2 separate regions of the Mus musculus genome follow, and region 2 is linked to region 1. The links are chromatin loops, found by intact Hi-C in ENCODE. Cell type or tissue: heart. All regions are shown on one strand. Each heading gives the region's core, and the rest is flanking DNA. Links, peaks and the distances in the headings are about the cores only. Region 1 overlaps Nek6 (NIMA (never in mitosis gene a)-related expressed kinase 6). Region 2 holds the start of Gm25081 (a small nuclear RNA gene).

Region 1 (8,332 bases), core at 172-8,171:
CAGGCAGGAGAGGGAATCTAAGAGTGCTGCCTGGAGGAGGCCGTGCGGTTGGGTATTGGGGTAGGAGTGAATTTTGCCAGGAGACCATTTACTTCAGACATAGAAGAGCCTGCCAATGCCTGGAGAAAGCTTCATTTCTGAGGTGGAGGCACAGCAGGAGTCACTGAGGTGGAAAGTTTCTTAGAAAGCCTGGGGTAGCTTCTGGCTCCTGGTGATTTCCAAAGATCACTTTAGACTTTCAAAGAGAGTCAGGGCTGGGACCACACAATTCCCATTCTTACCAACTTGATAGGCCATCTAACTTCCCTGTGTCTCAGTTTCCTCATCTATTAAATGGGGGTTGTAGACAGCCACAGGAGGGGATGTGTGCATAGGACACATTTAGCAGATCTCAGCTTTATCTTGAGTAGTTTAAACCAGCACCCCCCCCCCCACGTGGGACTCCACCCTCTCACTCTTCCTCTGAGAAAAGAGTGAGATCATTAGCGTCCCTTTGTTACCCAGGAAAGGTAACTGAAATGTGACTAGGAACTAGTGTTGATTTTTACAAGTCCTGGGAGCTTGTGTCTGTGTGGTAGAAGGTTTTGAATGATAACTTCTGTCTGACCTTTGGCTGTAGGGATTACAAGGCTTTGGGGAGATTCTCCACCCGCCAGTGAGAATGTATCTAGTCAGCTCTCATTTGTGCCAGACCTGGGCAAGGCGTGCTGGTGCTGGTGCTGGTGCTGGTGCTGGTACTGGTGGTTGGTATCTGTGAACCACCACGGTTAGCAGAGTAACAATCAATTGGAGGCAAGAAGGCAGTTTGGTTCAACCTGACAGTAGCCAGTATTGACTCAAACTGTGAGAGTCTGATCCAAGTAGTTTATCTTAAATGTATTCAAGCATGGCACAATTTGGTGAAAATGTTCCTGGTGATAGATAATTAAATCAATCCTGCATGCACAATAAAGCTTAAGACATGACTGCATGGAAACTCTTTGTAAAGTACATGTGATATCTTCAATAAAGGTGGGTTCTGTAGATTGACCAGCTCAGGATAAGGGGCGAGGAGCATCTGATGTGGTTCTACAGTGCAGAGGCCACCAGGCTATTAACCACATCTGCCACCTGCATTCTGAGCAGATAACAGATTGTGCATGTCTGCTTTTGTGTTTTTAAGCCCCTGTGTTTAGCATTCCTGGTTCCGTTGGTACATATCTGTGTGCATAAGGACCTCTGTGCCTCCCACAGCCTAACAGCTTGAAGATGACCCTATGGTCAGTTTCTACTCTTGACAGCTAGCTTCAGAAACAGATGTAATGACAAAGGAAGCAGTCTGTGTCCCCAAGTGTTGGTTTTAGGGGAAAATCCGTGTGGACCCTGTCATACTGGGACAGGAAAAGTTGTCCTTGCTGCTACCCAGTTGCTCACTATATCCTTAGAGAGCTCCTAGGAAAGTTTGGATGCCCCTTCTTTCTACAGAACTTTGAACTTAGATAGAGGATGACACTTGCCCAAGATCCCACAAATACCTGAGCCCAAGGCAGGCCAGAGACCTGACCTGGTAGTGAGTGTGACTTTGTGAATTAAGAGGTCATTGATAGGTCTTCTGGGCAAAGGCTGGTACATGGAGAAGTCTGGAAAGACTGGGGTGCTATGGAAGGGCAGGGAGGCTGTGTAGTGCAGCTGCGGTGCAGGGGTCTGGGAGGGTGGGATTGTAGTGGGCAGGCTAGTGCCAGCTGGGCATGGCTTGGGAACACCTCACTCTGACCTGCGGCCTTTGCCTGGGAAACCTTGCAGACTGTTAAGAAATACCTTCAGGGTGAGGAAGCTGCTCAGCGGGTAAGAACACATATTGTGTGAGTTCAGATCCCAACACCCAGACACCAAGCTCTGCGTGTATAGTTAGGCCTATAACCACAGCCCAAGTTGGGGCTTTGGGGAGAAGGAGGCAGGAGGATGGCTCCGACTTGCTGGCTACCATCCTTGTCTCAGGGAACGAATCAGAGTAGAAGACACTGGAAGGAAGGCCTCCTCTGGTCTCTGGATATGTGTACACAATCTGCATACCAGAAGACACACAAAAATCAGTGGTAGGGCCAAGGATGTTGGGGACTACAGGATCTGGGAAGGGTTATGTCTAGGAGGGGACCTGAGGGAGGGAGACTTAGGGAGACAAAATCTACAAGACCACTCAGGCCTGTGAGGGAAGGTGAAGCTTGGGTGGAGCCTAGTTCTGGCTGAGATGGGGACAAAGAAAGGGCAGGCCTTAAGCTAGTTTGAGCAGTGTCTGTGAGGGTGTGGCTGGGTCTAGAGTACCTCAGAAGAATCCTAGGCTTGCAGGAGGAACATAAAGGTAGTACATTGGGCAGGGATGCAAGGAGGGAATAGGTAAGGGAAAGGGAGGGGAGAGGAGAAGAAAGTGGGAAACCCTGTGCTCTAGGAAACTGGCTCCATGTCTCTCAAGCCCACCTTAGGGTGGCCCTCACTGCGTGAGAAAGAGGCCCGTGTCGGACCTCATTGTGACATGCTTTCAGAGAAGCCAGGTGTCCACTGACCATGGAGCTACAGAGTCTGAGTATGTGTGGTCTGGAGGGAAGAGATTCTGAAGGGTTAGAGGGACACAGGACCAGTCTGGAAACCAGACTCCATCTGTGTCTTTTCTAGCCTAACCAGCTCTCAGAATTCTGGCCTGAGCTCTGACTGTTTCCTGTCAAGTGAAAACCCAATAACATCTGCTTAACCGGAGAAGGGAAGGGGCACCAGCTGGGAGAATGCACTTTGCCATAGCTACATCCTGGGGTTGGACTCGTTCAGTCAATCCTTGCGTGCATTTGTGTGCTCTTCCAAGGCTGTGCGGATGGACGTAGGAAGACTTGGTTTCAAGTGTCAGTTGATTCTGTTGCCGTCAGTGTAACTTTGGACTGTCACTCAACCAACCTGACTTTCATTTCCTCCTCTGCATGTGGATTTTAGCAGTCACATGGAGTATACCTAGTACCAACCAAGCTACTATCAAGTTCCCCAATAACTGGTCCATATGTCATGCACTCCAGTTTGCCTCTCACCAGCTGGCCTTCTTCCTTGCTTTGAGAAGCTGGTCAGGTGGTACCCTGGTCACTTTGTAGGGTTACTTTGACAAGTCATGGTCTTTTTTGGAGCCTCAGTTTCTCATCTGCACAGTGGGGCAATGGCACCTCATCTTAGGAGAGGGTAAAGACCTGTGGATGTTGGCTAATGATGACGCTGTATAAGCTTGACCCCATAAGTGGCCAGGAGCTGGGACCTGCTATGTCTCCTTGCTTGGCCTTGGGCCTCCAACTCTAGGCTGCCCTTTGGGTAGTGGGCACCCAAACTAGGTTTCTGTCATTAGGATCTAGGTAGACACATCTGCTCTGGGCACAGTCATCTCTCACAGAGACAGTGTCTAGGACCCACCAGCCTTGTGAGGGTCAATAAAGGTAGATAAAGGTAGAACTTACCCCAAGATTAAGTCCCCAGAAGTTGGGAGGCAAGTCTCAGGTGGCAGTCCTGGGAAAAAGGCCAATTGGAACTTCAAATCCAACCTAGTTCAGCCTCCAGCCTCCTCTGTTTCCCTAGGTTCCTGCCATGTGAGAGAGAGCTTAGTTCAAGGCCAGGCAGAGTGGGCACAGTTCACATGAAGGAAGACATATGCAGTATGACTTTGGGCAAGTGTGTGTCCCTGACTGAACCTCAGCCCCCATGGATACCATTAGTGCAGGCACTTACCCTCCATTACTCTGTGAGCATTGCATAAATAATGCTCACAGTGGCCAGAACTTCTGACACTTTCCACTGAATGTATGACCCACCAAGATACTCTCAGAGGTCCATCTGCTTGTTCACCCGGCTGCCATGTTAGGAAACAGGCTCTCGTTGTAGGAAAATGGGGTAACATTTTAGCTCAGCAATCAAGCTCTCTAGCATGTCCCTCTTGAACCCTACATTGTTCCAGGGTCATCTCTGGCTGCCTGGTGCACACGTCACAGCTCTTTGTTGCTCTCTACACCAAAGCCAGGAGCCTAGGTGAGAGGTCACATGGTGTGTGCACACGGCACAGCACCTCAGAGCACAAGCATTTGCTCGGATTCAGAGGAAAAGCAGTCTGAGATGGTTCGGCGAGGCCTGTGGCTCTGGGTCACATTCCACAGATTTTTGACCCCTGGCTTGGGCTTGGCAGCCACTGACTCATTGTTGTGCAGCTTGGCAGGGGCTGGAGGATCCCGGAATCCCCAGGGTGACTGGGCCAGGAGACTCCCCATATTACTCAAAGCCTGTACCTCTGCTCTGTCCCTGCACTCCATGTCTCCCTCCAGATGCCCTTACCTGCATCTGACTCTGGAGGAAGCCGGGTTTTTGTAGAAATGTGCAGTGTGCGGAGGTTGGGTATTACAGAATGCAGCTCTCCTTAAGTCCTGCTCTGCCGTGACTCCCTGGGGACCAAAAGCCCTGAAAGGAGGGACACTGAAGTCTGGACCCAAATTCTCATCTGTGGCTTACTGGGCATATGGCTTTGAGCCTCAGTTCCCCTACCTATTATGAGTTTCCCCAAAGCCTTGAAGACGCGGACCCATTAAGAAGGGCCCTCCCCCATTCTCTGCTGGACTCCTTCCATCTGCAACATTCCCCTTGGTGCTTGTCAGGCTGGGCTGTCTTCTTCTCCACCCTGGGGAGCTCTGCATGGCAGGTGTTACTGGGTTCTGCGTGGGTCTGCGTGTCACTGATTGGATGCCCGGGATGGGGGTGGAGGGGGGGGATTGCTAGAAGAGATAAATGTGGACAGCAGCTGGGTGTGATCTGGAACACAGTGCCTCTGCAGGTTCTGCCCAGTGGCCTGTGTTGGACCAAAGACCCCTTGTGACCACTGGCCCTAAGGGTGCTCCACAGCCCCCAGACTTGCGCACTGGCCCTACATCATGGCTCTTGCGTGGAGACAGGGCTCAGTCTACAGAGTGCCACTGAAAAAGATGACAGTGTGATAGCCTCAGGAAAGGATGCCACCTTAGGTCTAAATCTTGGCCTCACTGCTTGTCCATGCGAGCCTTTCAACCTCCTCGTGCCTCATTTGCTCAGTGGCCCAATTGCAGCCTCTAGCTCATGAGGTCACGTTAAAGTATACAGGATGAAGGGCGTATTAAGGGCCCATGCAACAATTGTCATTGTTATCTGTTACTTCAGAGGTGGCTTGGGCCCCCTGTCATAGTCCTGGCACCCCAAGTAAGGTCCATATAGCTGTTTGGAGGTCTGATCCAGGAGGGGCATGGCCTTCCTAAAGAGCTGCCAGGCAGCTCAGTGAGATTTGCCCAAGGTCCCAGTTAGTTTGTGAAAGAGTGCAGATTCACACGCAGTCCACCCCACCCCACCCCACCCCACCCCCAGTCCTCAGCCCCAAACACCTGAGGGCTGGAGGCAGAATGAGAGAAGGGGAATTCAGAGACAGAGTCCAGTCAGTCAGGTAGGCAGAACAGATAACATGAATGCCCAGGACAGGGCAGCCTGTAGGCCCATTCTGGAGCCTTCTAAGATGAAGATGGAACCTTCTCCTGAAGACAGTTCTCCATCTTTTTCCCAGAGGTCCCCCTAAGGGCAGAGGACGGTGAACATGTCACCCTGAGGGATGTGGAGGGTGTTGGCCGCATCAGCTGCTAAGCCTGCGGGAGCCTCTGGCTTCCTCTTCAAATTCATGCGCATTTTACATCGGGCTCACTCTTATGCCCAGTTTGTTGTCACAGGCTTTCCCCCTGAGTAACAACAGTGCCTGAGGAAGCTTCTCCGTGCTTATCTGTTTATCCTGGGGCTTTTTGTACCCAGCTCCTCCACCATGTCACTCTGGGGGGCGGGGGGAGACGGGAGGGATGCTGTAGTTGGTTACTCAGCCAGACCGTGAGAAGATGGAAGATTCTGAGAGCATCTGGGCCCATTTGCATCCCCTGTAAGGCCTGCACAGAGGGACTCAGGGAGGGAGAGACCTGCCCTGATGCAGTGTACCCTCAGTCAGAGACTACGTATGTGTATCTCCACACGTGAGGTTAAGCCACATCAAAGGTGGTTAATGTCACAGACAGTAGAAATCCACATGAGCTGTGCTGGGCTTGGCAGAGGACCTGTGGCCTCACTTTCTGTTTTTGATTTTATGCACTGTGGAATAGATAAATGCCTCAAAGATCAGTGAGGGGCTGGGGAGAAACATGAGGACCTGAGTTCAATCCCTGGCAACCAAATACAAAGAAGGGAAGGTTTTGATGAGTACACCATGTCGACCTCTGCCATGTACTTGCACACACATGTACGCATCCACACACATGCACACACACACACACACACACACACACACACACACATTTGCGCCCACTCAGAGACAGTGGAGGTTAAGGGCTGCCAGGGGCACAGGAACAATGACGCTGGAGGCCAGGGTGCCTGCTGTAGTGGACTAGGTACCCCTAGTGTACCCGGAAGCTACAAACAAATCTGGCATCTGGTTGATGTGGCTGGTGACTTAGAGGGGTCGTGGAGTGACTTACAGTCCGACCAGATCTGCAGGATATCCGTTCTAACAATAGCGATGGTGCTGATTCCTGTCTTACTGCAGTGAGAGATGTTGGGACCTTTAAATGGTAGAGCTTAGTAGGAGGTCATTAGGTCACAGGGGCACTGCCTCCAGGAAGGATTATTTTTCATGAGGTTAAATTGTTTATAAAAGTTCAAGTCTGAGCCCTGACTGTCTGACTGTCTGGATTCTTGACTGGCTACGGGATCTGTTCTTTTTTCCCAGAGTCTTTGCCAGTGTAATATTAGCCTGGCAGAGGTTCCTGCCAGTGCTGATCGGGCCCTTGAATCTCCAAAACTGTGAGCTCAATAAAAAATTTCTTTATAAAGTTGTCCAGACTCAGGCATTTTGGTATAGTAACAGAAAACGAGCTAGTTCAAATAGTCTCTTAGCCTTGCAATGTGGGTTACACAAATGTGAGACAGGACTGACCAGCTTGTGTGCTTATTCCCTTGAGATGTTAGGAAGGTCATTCATGATTCATAGGGGCTTCTGGCTCTCTAGGAACTATATATAGTACAGCTGCTCAGGAGCCTGGGTCAGCACCCCCTGGAGTTCAGACTAGAATTGGGACACAAAGAGTGAGTCTGTAGATGCTTCAGGGTTTTCCTACTTAACTGAGCTACACTGATGCCTTCTATATGCCTTGTAGGAGCCCAAGTCCAAGCCTGGCCCTCGGAAGATGTTAAAGACATACTACGGGGTATATGCAGGCTTTCCCACACAAGAGAATCATTTCCCTAGCCAGAAAGCTCCCATGCATGTCAGCCTTGATTTCTGCCACAAAGAGGCCAGTGAGATGGGGAAGCTAGAAACTGCCTCTAGCACCAGGAGTAGAAGACACTCTCCCAGGAGTAGGGAGACACTTGACTGACTTCTGCTCATAATTGGGCACATGGCATGGGCATCATCAGGTCAGTCCTGGCCATGAGAGCTAACCTACCTGGAGGTTCACAAGAACGTGCACCCTCCAGTGTTACCATGTCTGCTACGTACTACCAGAGTCTGGCTCGGTTCTCCTGGCCACTAAGGTTGCCCATTGGGCTTATATGGGGTGTTGGGGACAGCAAAACAGAGCTATCGAAAGGATGTAGAAAAATGTCTGGTAGTGAGGGTGGAAGCTGAGGTTTTATGGGAGTTTGAGTGAGAAGTGTCCCACAATGGCTCAGGTTGGTGCTGCTGTTGGGAGGTTTAGGTGGCGTACCTTGCTGTAAGAAGTACATCACTGAGGGCTGGTTTCAGATTCTAACCTCATCCTACTTCCAGCTCACTCTCTCTGTTTCATGCTTGTGGTAAAGGATGCAAGTTCTCAGCTCCATGTTCTGGCAGCCATGTTGTTCCTGCCAGTATGGTCTCTTAACCATACTGTGAAACCATAAGCCAAAATAAACTGTTTTAGTTCTAAAAGTTGCTTTTGGCCATGGTGTTTTATCTCAGCAAAAAGAAAGTAAGTGATGCGGGCCTCCGTGCAGGTCTGGAATGGACAGTCCTCATTTCCCTGCAGAGTACCTCTGTGCCCCCCTTCCAGTGGACAGTCCTAGCCACTGAAGCAGCACAACCTCATGGAGAGAGAGTACCCTCTGTGGTATTTGTGACTTGTGAGCTAGGTGACCATGAGCAGAGTGACATCTGTGCCCTCTGCTCTCCCATCTGTAAAATGAAATTGGTGGCTAGGAGGAGAAAGTGACCAGGTTCCTATTTTCTGTTGCAGTCCGTGACCTCGTGAGGCTGGCATGCAGGATGGCAGGACAGCCCAGCCACATGCCTCATGGAGGGAGCCCA
Region 2 (8,332 bases), core at 165-8,164, 65 kb before region 1:
CACACTTTAAATAATGGAAGTTGTAGGTATTAGAGCTACATGGGCAGTTACCGGAGCTGCCGAGATGCCTCCCCACAGACCTGACGGGGGCACACCGACTGCATTTTTAATTTTTAAAACATATTTCTTCCCAAATTATTCTGCGTTTCCGAGGAGCCACATTTATGGGGGTGATAAATTACTGTAATAAAGTGCCTCTTCTTCAGATATATAGGACAAAGCCTTGCCGTGCACAGCCCAGCTCAGGCAGCCCCGAGAGAGTGGCGGGAAGTCCCACTGCCTCACTCCTCGCTTTAATTATTTGGCCAATATGTCCTACATTTTTAATGCAGTCACAAGTTTTCTTTAAGCAAAGAATTCAAACAGGCCACCAATTTGTATTTGTAGTGGCAATGTGCATGAGGCCTTATGAATGTGAGTGTTATGTGTACACCCTTGGGTAGACAGGCCTATATGACTGAAAATGCACCGTGTGTGTGTGTGTGTGTGTGTGTGTGTGTGTGTGTGTGTAAGCTAGTGGATGCCCAGATATACATGCCCACACATCCATAGGCATGAACACATATGCACATTGTGTACATACATGTGTATTAGCTACGCATGCATGTAGGTGCCTTCTTACAGCCCTTATTGTCTGTTCTGTATTGAGCTAACTCCTCCTTGCCACCTTCTCCCTTGCATAAGGATGCCCAGAGTGTGCATCACAGGCTTTGAGAAGAGATTGCCTCTTATTAGCTACAGGACCCTGGGTGGGCCCCTTGGTGCCTCAGTTTCCCCATCTGTAAAGTGAGTTCATAATAGGAGCAATTATCTCAAAAGGCTCCTGGGAGGATTAACGGGTTTGGCACATGAGGAATGGCTTACAGGCAGTGGGTACTAAGTGTGGATCATTTTTCTTCTCCCCTTCCCTTCCCTTTGCCCGCTTTCCCTTCCTCTCTCCCTCGAAGCCCCATCTTTCTAGGTGAGCCCTGCATGAAACTGAGCATGCTCGCTGATGACACAGAAAACCAAGCAGGCAAGTAGAAGACTGAGGACCAAGTTAGGAAGATTTTCTTTGAGGAGAACATAACCCATTGGAGGGCTTTGGACCCAAGGATGAATCAAGGGTCATGGGCCACACATAATCAGCTATGGTTCCCTGTCCTTGTTGAGTGTATGTACTCATGGACAGATGTGGGATAGAATGGAAAGACACAGGGACATGTGTGATACTTTCAGACACCCAAACTATATCTACAGAATCCCATTCCTCTTTCTATCCCACCCACCACCTCTCTCCCCCAGGCTTTCATACGCTGGTTCCTCTGCCTTGAATTCCAGTCAATCTGGAAAATCCCCTTGAATCCTACCTGGTATGGCTTGGTTTCTGAACTCCTTCCTCCCTTCTTAGAGACTTCCGGTGGGCCCCAAGTGTGACACTTCCTGGCTTCCAGTCAGCTGGTGGCACAGTAACTGTAGGTGTGAGTCCCTCTGTCCCCACCAACTCTGAGCTCCTCACAGCTGCTCAGCAGTGTCTCAGTTATTCCGTCTAGCACATGGGGTGGTGACAGTGTCTACCCTTCCATGTTGCTGGAAGGGAACGATGGGTGGGAGTGTCTACACAGCTGTCCAGAAGAGAACCCAGGTCTATGTGACACTTGGCAGAGAAGGCAGCACCAAGCTTCACTCGGGTCTCTTGTCCAGTGTTTGTACCCAGTCCCCAGGCTTCTTTCCATCCTCTCCCTGTCTCCATCTGTCTCTCCAGCTGGTGTCTCTTCTCTCTCTGACTATCTCTCCATTTCTGTGGATCTCCACCTCTGCTGTCCTCACCCATGCTCTCTCCCCTAAGCATGGCTGCTTAGACTGTTCAGCGTGCAAAGAGAGACACGGTGTTGACATTTGACCTAAGTCAAAGCCAAACTCAACACTCACCCCGTCTGAGAGTTAAGCTCCCTGGGCCTTGGTTTCCCCACTGTTTCCTGAGGCACTTGAGACAGACTTTCTAAGACTCTGGAAAAGGCTCATGCCTCAGGAATCTTCCATTGCATAGGCCTTTGCTAAACATGCATCACCCTCCTCCCCATGTGAGTGTGGTCTGTCTATCTGTCTCTGTTTGTCTGTGTATAGTATATGGGTGCTATGTGTGTATGCACACGTTCCTGTGTAGGTATGTGTGTGCACATGTGTATGCATGTGGTGTGTGTACAAATGAAGCCAGAGGTCAGTGTCAAGTTCCTTCCTCAGTTACTCTCACTTTTGGGAACATGGAACCTGGAACTCCGTGGCTGGCCTAAGCTCCCTACCATGCTTAGCATGATGGTCTCCAGTTTTAGTCACTTCCCTGTAAATGACATGATTGTGGTCCCTTCTGCAGCTGAATAAGACTCTATTGTGTGGATTCAGCATGTTTCCTTTTTTCCATTCATCAGTAGACTGGTTCCCTTTCCCAGCTATTGTGAATAGAGCCACAATAAATATGATTGTATCTCTGCGACAGGAAAGGAAGCCTTTGGGTATATGTGGCGGTGGTATAGCTGGGTCATATGGCCATTCTATTTTTAGCTTGCATTTCCCCCACCCAGCACTGGATGAACTTAGAGATGACACTCCAGGGGGGCCGGCAGAGCTCAGTGGTGGAGCATGTGCTTAGCATGTGTAAGCCTGGGTTCAGTCCCCAGCACCCAAACCAAAACAAAGCTGGACAATCCAAGCGTAAGCTTCAGGCTCTCCAAGCAAGCCGCCGTCAGCTCAGCTGAGCCAGGAGGTCCCGGAGCACAGGCCACAGGCTGCATGCACCCCAGGAGAGCTATCAGTGAAACCCAGAAAGCCCAACAGAGAATGGTAAATTTATTTAAAACATTATGGGAAGAATGGATGTTGTGCTCACTTTGGCAGCACATATAGGCAGCACATATAGGTAGCACATATAGGCAGCACATATACTAAAACTGGAATGATACAGAGATGAGCAGCATGGCCCCTGTGCAAGGATAACACGCAAATTCGTGAAATGTTCCATATTTTTCCCCTTACCTGTTTTCCTTCGAATCCCTCCCATGTCCCCTCCTCTCAACCCCGCCCACACCCTCCATCACACCCTCTCAAGTTAATAGTCTTTTTTTTATTTTGTTATTCTTAATATATATATATATGTGCATATACATACATATACACAGAGAGGGGGGAGGGAGGGGGAAGAGAGAGAGAGAATAACTTGATTGTATGGTTCTCAGTTGAGAACTTTGTAGATGACAACTTTGTCTTGTAACATCAAAAAGTTGGAGATTCATGCCAGGTGGCACCTTTAATCCCAGCACTGGAGAGGCAAAGACAGGAAGATCTCAGAGTTCAAGATCAGCCTGTTCTATTGATTGAGTTCTAGGACAGTCAAGACTACACAGCAAAACCCTGTCCCAAAGAGAGAGAAAGAGAGAGAGAGAGAGAGAGAGAGAGAGAGAGAGAGAGAGAGAGAGAGAAAGAAGTAGCTTTCAAAGATTGGAAACTTATTCAGCACATTACAGCTGGGACACCATGGATCCCAGGGGAGTGGTAGACACCTCTAGCCCTAGGCTCTTCTAATGTCAGGGTCCCTAGTGTACTCATGTACAGGGCCTAGAAAGTGGAGGAACTTATGACAGATCACACAATGGGTGTCTGGGCTGGACTTGAACCCACATCTCCCTGCTTCAAGGCCAGGCCTCCTGATCCTGCCAAGAACAGAGTACCCGATGGCTGCCCCAGGGACAGAGCCAGCCTTTCACCTGCTTTGGGCTATCCCACGGGGCAGGGCACCTGTGGGTGGGATTGTCCAAGGATTCAGCTAAAATAAGAAGTGGTTTCCTCTGAAAGGCCTGCGTGGTCTGTAAAGGGGAAGGAAGTGGAGGCTGGAAACTGGAGTGGGCAGAGCAGTGAGAGGCGGAAACTGCAGCCTGCACCACAGAGACCAAGCTGGGGCACAGCAGACCCTGCAAGGCTGCTGCTCTGTGCCTGGGCCCAGCGGACCTGAGAGCTTGTGTTCAGGGCTCTTTTTCTTTCTGTCTTCAGAGCACTGCCTTCGTCCTCTTCACACACACACACACACACACACACACACACACACACACTCTCACACACAGACAGAGGCAGGATTAAGCAACCACAGACTCCAATCATAGCTCATAGTGCTTACTGTGGCAGTTGGTGAATCTTGGCTGCCTCATGTTTACAGGGAGCCAGAGATGCTCTACAAGGATGATGTCATCAGTTCCTTACAGAAACAATACTAGGATCCATTGATTTATTTTACAGGTGAGCAAGCCAAGGCCCAGAGACAATAACGCACTTCTCCTCCTGGTTCTACAGTCAGTAAGTCTCCAAGAGGAGAATGCAGGCCACATCAAAGCTGCACAGCTAAGCTGTCTAGCCAGGCACAATCCTTTTCCATGGGAGCCTGGGCAGTACCCTCAGAGGTGGGTCACACATCTGTAGCAAGAGGACTGTGCTACTGTTATTGGTCACGCATCCCTGGGGTAGCTGGGAGCTACAGAATGTTCTAAAGAAGAGGAGAAGCCCAATTGAAATGAGGAAGCATTTCTTTGTAAATATTTCTGATAGATGTGTGAAGATATTACCAAACTACATACACAGCTTCTGTACTGTTTGGGGTTTTCTATTATTCCTCTAAATAATTTTTTAAATTATTTTAAAATAATTTAATTATTTAAAAATAATTTAATCCTCTAAAAGTTTTACTTCTCTACCCAGTGTTGTGGACTGAACTCAGGGCCTCACAAATGCTAAGCAAACACGGTACCACTGAATATTCCCAGCTTTAATCTTTTTAAAATTTACTTTTAATGATGGATATGTGAGTGTGTCTGTGCAGGGGTGTGTTCATGTGAGTACAGTTGCCCATGGTGGCCAGAAGAGGGCACCAGTTTCCCTGGAGTTTGAGTTACAGGAGGTTGTGAGTGTGACGTCAGCCTGAACTACAGAGTAAAATCCTGAGGTGTGTGATGGGGAGAGCCTTTCAAAACTGAAGAGCTGCATGCCTGAGATCTGACATGGTGGTACACTGTGACACTGCCTCGACTCTCACCCCTTCTCCTTTCCAGAGTTTCAAGATGTTGAGGTTTTCTGCTGATGGCTCTGTCCCCTGGCCCCACTTCTTTTTATAAACAGATCCAGGAGAGATTGGATAATCAGGAAAGGAATGGATGCAGGTGAGTCTCTTTAGTGACCATCAGGGAGTGTAAAAGATTCAATTCCAGCTTCAAACTCCAGCCCCAGCTGCCTCTGTGCCAAGTCTGCCTAGCTGATGAGGACCTCTGACCATACAGCCAGGGCTTGTCTTGTGTGGGTGGTGTCTCACTAAGAAGCCCCAGAACCTCTCCTGCCATTGCAATGAGCTTTGCAATAGAGGGGAGTTCTTAGATCCTCAGGTCTAGGCCTCCTGCTCTCAGCAAGGCCTGAGCTGCCCCTTGGGGTCTTTTAAGCTACTGAAAACTCTGTGGAGACAGCAAGTCAAAGGCCTCCTACAGACGGGAAGCAGAAGTGATGCTGAAGGGAGCCATGGGGGCACCTGGGACTGTTCAATGCCGAAAGTGACTGGATTGAAAGAAGCACCAGAAAGACAGGGAAGACCTGAAGTCACCTCCCTGTCCTCTCTAGACACCGGAATCTTCAGCTAAGAGAAGTGAATGTATGAGACACCTTCTCTTCCTCATGGGTCTGAAGAGATATTGAGAGGACGGAAGCTAGACACAGTCTGCAGGAGGGACAGATGGATTCAAAGGGGCAGGTCTCGGAGGCTACGTGACAAGGTCTGGTGCCTGGTGGCCACCTGGCAGAAATGTCAGCTAATATAGGCAGTGGTCAGGGTGTGTACTGCTGAGAACTTCTCGATTTAGAAGGCCAGCTCTGCCTCTCTCTAGCTGCAGTAGCTCAGAGACAAACTTGACTGCCTACCCTCATGCCCTCTATGCCCTCTTCTGAGGACTGGAGGACTACTTAATGCAGAGTACTTCAGTGTGGCCTGTCCCCACCACAGCTTGTGTTCAGACTTCATCCCAGGCACTAAGGAGGCGTTGGGAGTCATAAGAGAGTCATGTTTTCCTCTCAAGACTGGCTATTACATAGCAAATTTAGCTTCCTCTGCTCCAGTCTTGGCTTCCTCTTTACACACTCTCCATCCACGTGATGTCACTCACTTTGTTGGGACATAATTCAGAACCCTGTCCTTCTCAGAATTTTACCCCAGAGGCTGCTCCTACCCCCACCACACACACACACACACACACACACACACACACACACACACACACATACACATACACACACACACACACACACACACACACCACCCAACCACAAGAGTTTGACTATCTTTCTCTCGGGCTTGGGGCTTGGGGCTAGAGAGTACTCCCATCTGTCTGAGCCCTTCCTCTGCTTTCTTCCAGCTGTGGGCCTGGAAGAGTCCATTTGGCTTCCTATTGCTCCAGAGCTTTCAACTGCAGCAGAAAGAGGGAACCTGGCCCAGGTTTGTTATACTATGGTGGCGATGCCATGAAGGGACACGAGGCACTGGAGAGGGGGGTGTTCTGCCCATTGAGAAATCAACCATCTTCAGAGTCCTATGGGACTGCCAAGCAGTTGTTTTTGTTTTTGCTTTTCCAGTTCTTTGGCTCTGTGAGGTACTTCATGGGCAAGTGAGCAGGGTGCTGCCTGTTGGCTGGCCTGCAGGTCTGCTCATTCCCTGCAAATTGATTTCCCCCAGGCTTCTTCACCAGCTAGTGTCTTGCTGTGTTGGGTTAACAGGAAGGAGATTGGTGGTGTGGGCGAGAGGAGGGGAGCAGTCCCTCTCTCCCGATCTCTCTCCTGTTCTACTGCCCACCCTCTTCCCTGAAAGGACAGGTGTGCTGGAGCCATTTTCCCAACACCAGCTGCTCTCTGGCTTCAGCTCCTACAGAACTACCCATCCACCCAAAGTTCCAGCTCCACGTGTGGTCCCTGTCAACATTGTCAAGACTGCCCCAAGCCGTCCCCAGCTCCCTTTACACCCAGCTCTGGAGTAGAAGCAGTTTCTTCAACTGCTGGAAACCAAACTGCCCCAGTGTTAGCTGCTGGCTTTTCAGTCCTTCTCCACATTGTAACCACTTTGAAATATTCAGAGCGGCTTTGGTTCTTCTGACTGGCTCTGGTTTTTGCAGCGAGCATTAGGTGTTTTCTTTCTGCCCGTGAATGTTCCCCTTCTCCATCGCCAGCCTGTTCTGGAGAGTCAGAGGCAGGACTCTGAGGTCCTGTATCTACAGAGCGGAGGAGGCGGAGGAGGCGCTAGGTCCTCAAAGCTTTTTTTAGAAAGCCTGCTCCTAGGAAGTCCTTCCCCACTGGCTTGTTCTGGGACAGGGGACACGTTTCACTTCTTCAAAACTAAAAGCCAGCAGGGAGAGAGGATATCGTGGAAGGGAGCAGAGCGTCACGCAGCAAGCAGCCTCTTCCATGTCCACATCTTCCTGGGACTCAAACAAAGGTTTGAAAACCAGCCCTGGAGGGGTTGCAGGTGGATTCTTTGCTCAGCAATGGCCCCAGAGCCCTGCTCCCAAAGGGGCAGCTGTTGAAACAACTTTCAGAGCAGAGAGTGGCTGTCCTGCTTTGCAACAATGTCTCCAGTGGTTGCTTACAGATATCCTGGAATTAGTATCTCTGTTCCTCTTTGTACAGAGTCCAGGCAGAGGTCATTTTAGCCACCAGGTCAGGAGAAACCTGGAAACTCATACAGCCCAACATTATCCTCTATGTAACACTGGGCAAACGGAGGCTCAGAGTAGAGCTGCTGCTACATTGCTTAGACTGAGGGACATGACACAGGATGAACTGAGACAGGGCCCAAGACCATGTGACCTGTCTAGGCAGCTGTGACAGCATATATGTATTGTATGCACTCACATGTATCAGAGAGGTCAGTATGTTTGCCAGCCATCACAGAGACTACAGGCTCAGTACTGAGGCTTACACATATGTAAACGTACACATATATGTGTGTCCCAGTTACTTACACATACAGTGACATGCTTGTATCTTACAGACCAACAATCAATATAGGATCTCACATGCATTTACTGTACTGTCTCATCACCTGGGTCCAAGCTAATAACAGCAAATACATAGAGATTTGCAACAGTTTACCAAGGCGGCCTCATATTCAAGGACACATGCCACACCCTGCAGGCCTTTGTGTTTACCCCAGTGTGTGTACAGAACACAACACAGCTTTTGGGTGTCATTCCCATGCACTTCTTTCCCGTGTCTCCCCCTAATTCACAAGTGTCCCTGTCCAAATATAGATGCAGCTCATGCCCTCACATGAACACACAGA

What was found. A loop is a pair of places that touch in the nucleus more often than their neighbours do. Peaks named below come from ENCODE experiments on the same cell type or tissue, not always from the same donor. Only the 100,000 strongest peaks of a DNase experiment are listed, where the experiment ranks them.
Region 2: it touches region 1 in a loop (2.0-fold over the local background); 4 of 42 quality-filtered maps call a loop at or near these places.

The regions. Positions count from the first base shown.
Region 1 is chr2:38,542,292-38,550,623 of GRCm38, forward strand. It overlaps Nek6 (NIMA (never in mitosis gene a)-related expressed kinase 6), which reads left to right. Exons shown (of 10, transcript NM_021606.3): 2 at 8,262-8,332. The coding sequence starts at 8,291. Among named protein-coding and RNA genes, the nearest start is that of Gm35808, 13 kb to the left of the region's middle. In heart, for the core only: no CTCF peak of the experiment used is centred there; DNase peaks (open chromatin) are centred at 4,180 and 4,620; H3K27ac peaks cover 4,885 bases.
Region 2 is chr2:38,477,442-38,485,773 of GRCm38, forward strand. The region is part of intron 2 of Gm39799 (a long non-coding RNA gene); the gene reads right to left. It overlaps Gm25081 (a small nuclear RNA gene), which reads left to right and starts at 2,900; the gene lies at 2,900-3,004. It also overlaps a transcript of Nek6 not described here. In heart, for the core only: a CTCF peak has its summit at 4,859 (motif pointing right); DNase peaks (open chromatin) are centred at 3,880, 6,030 and 7,300; H3K27ac peaks cover 1,018 bases.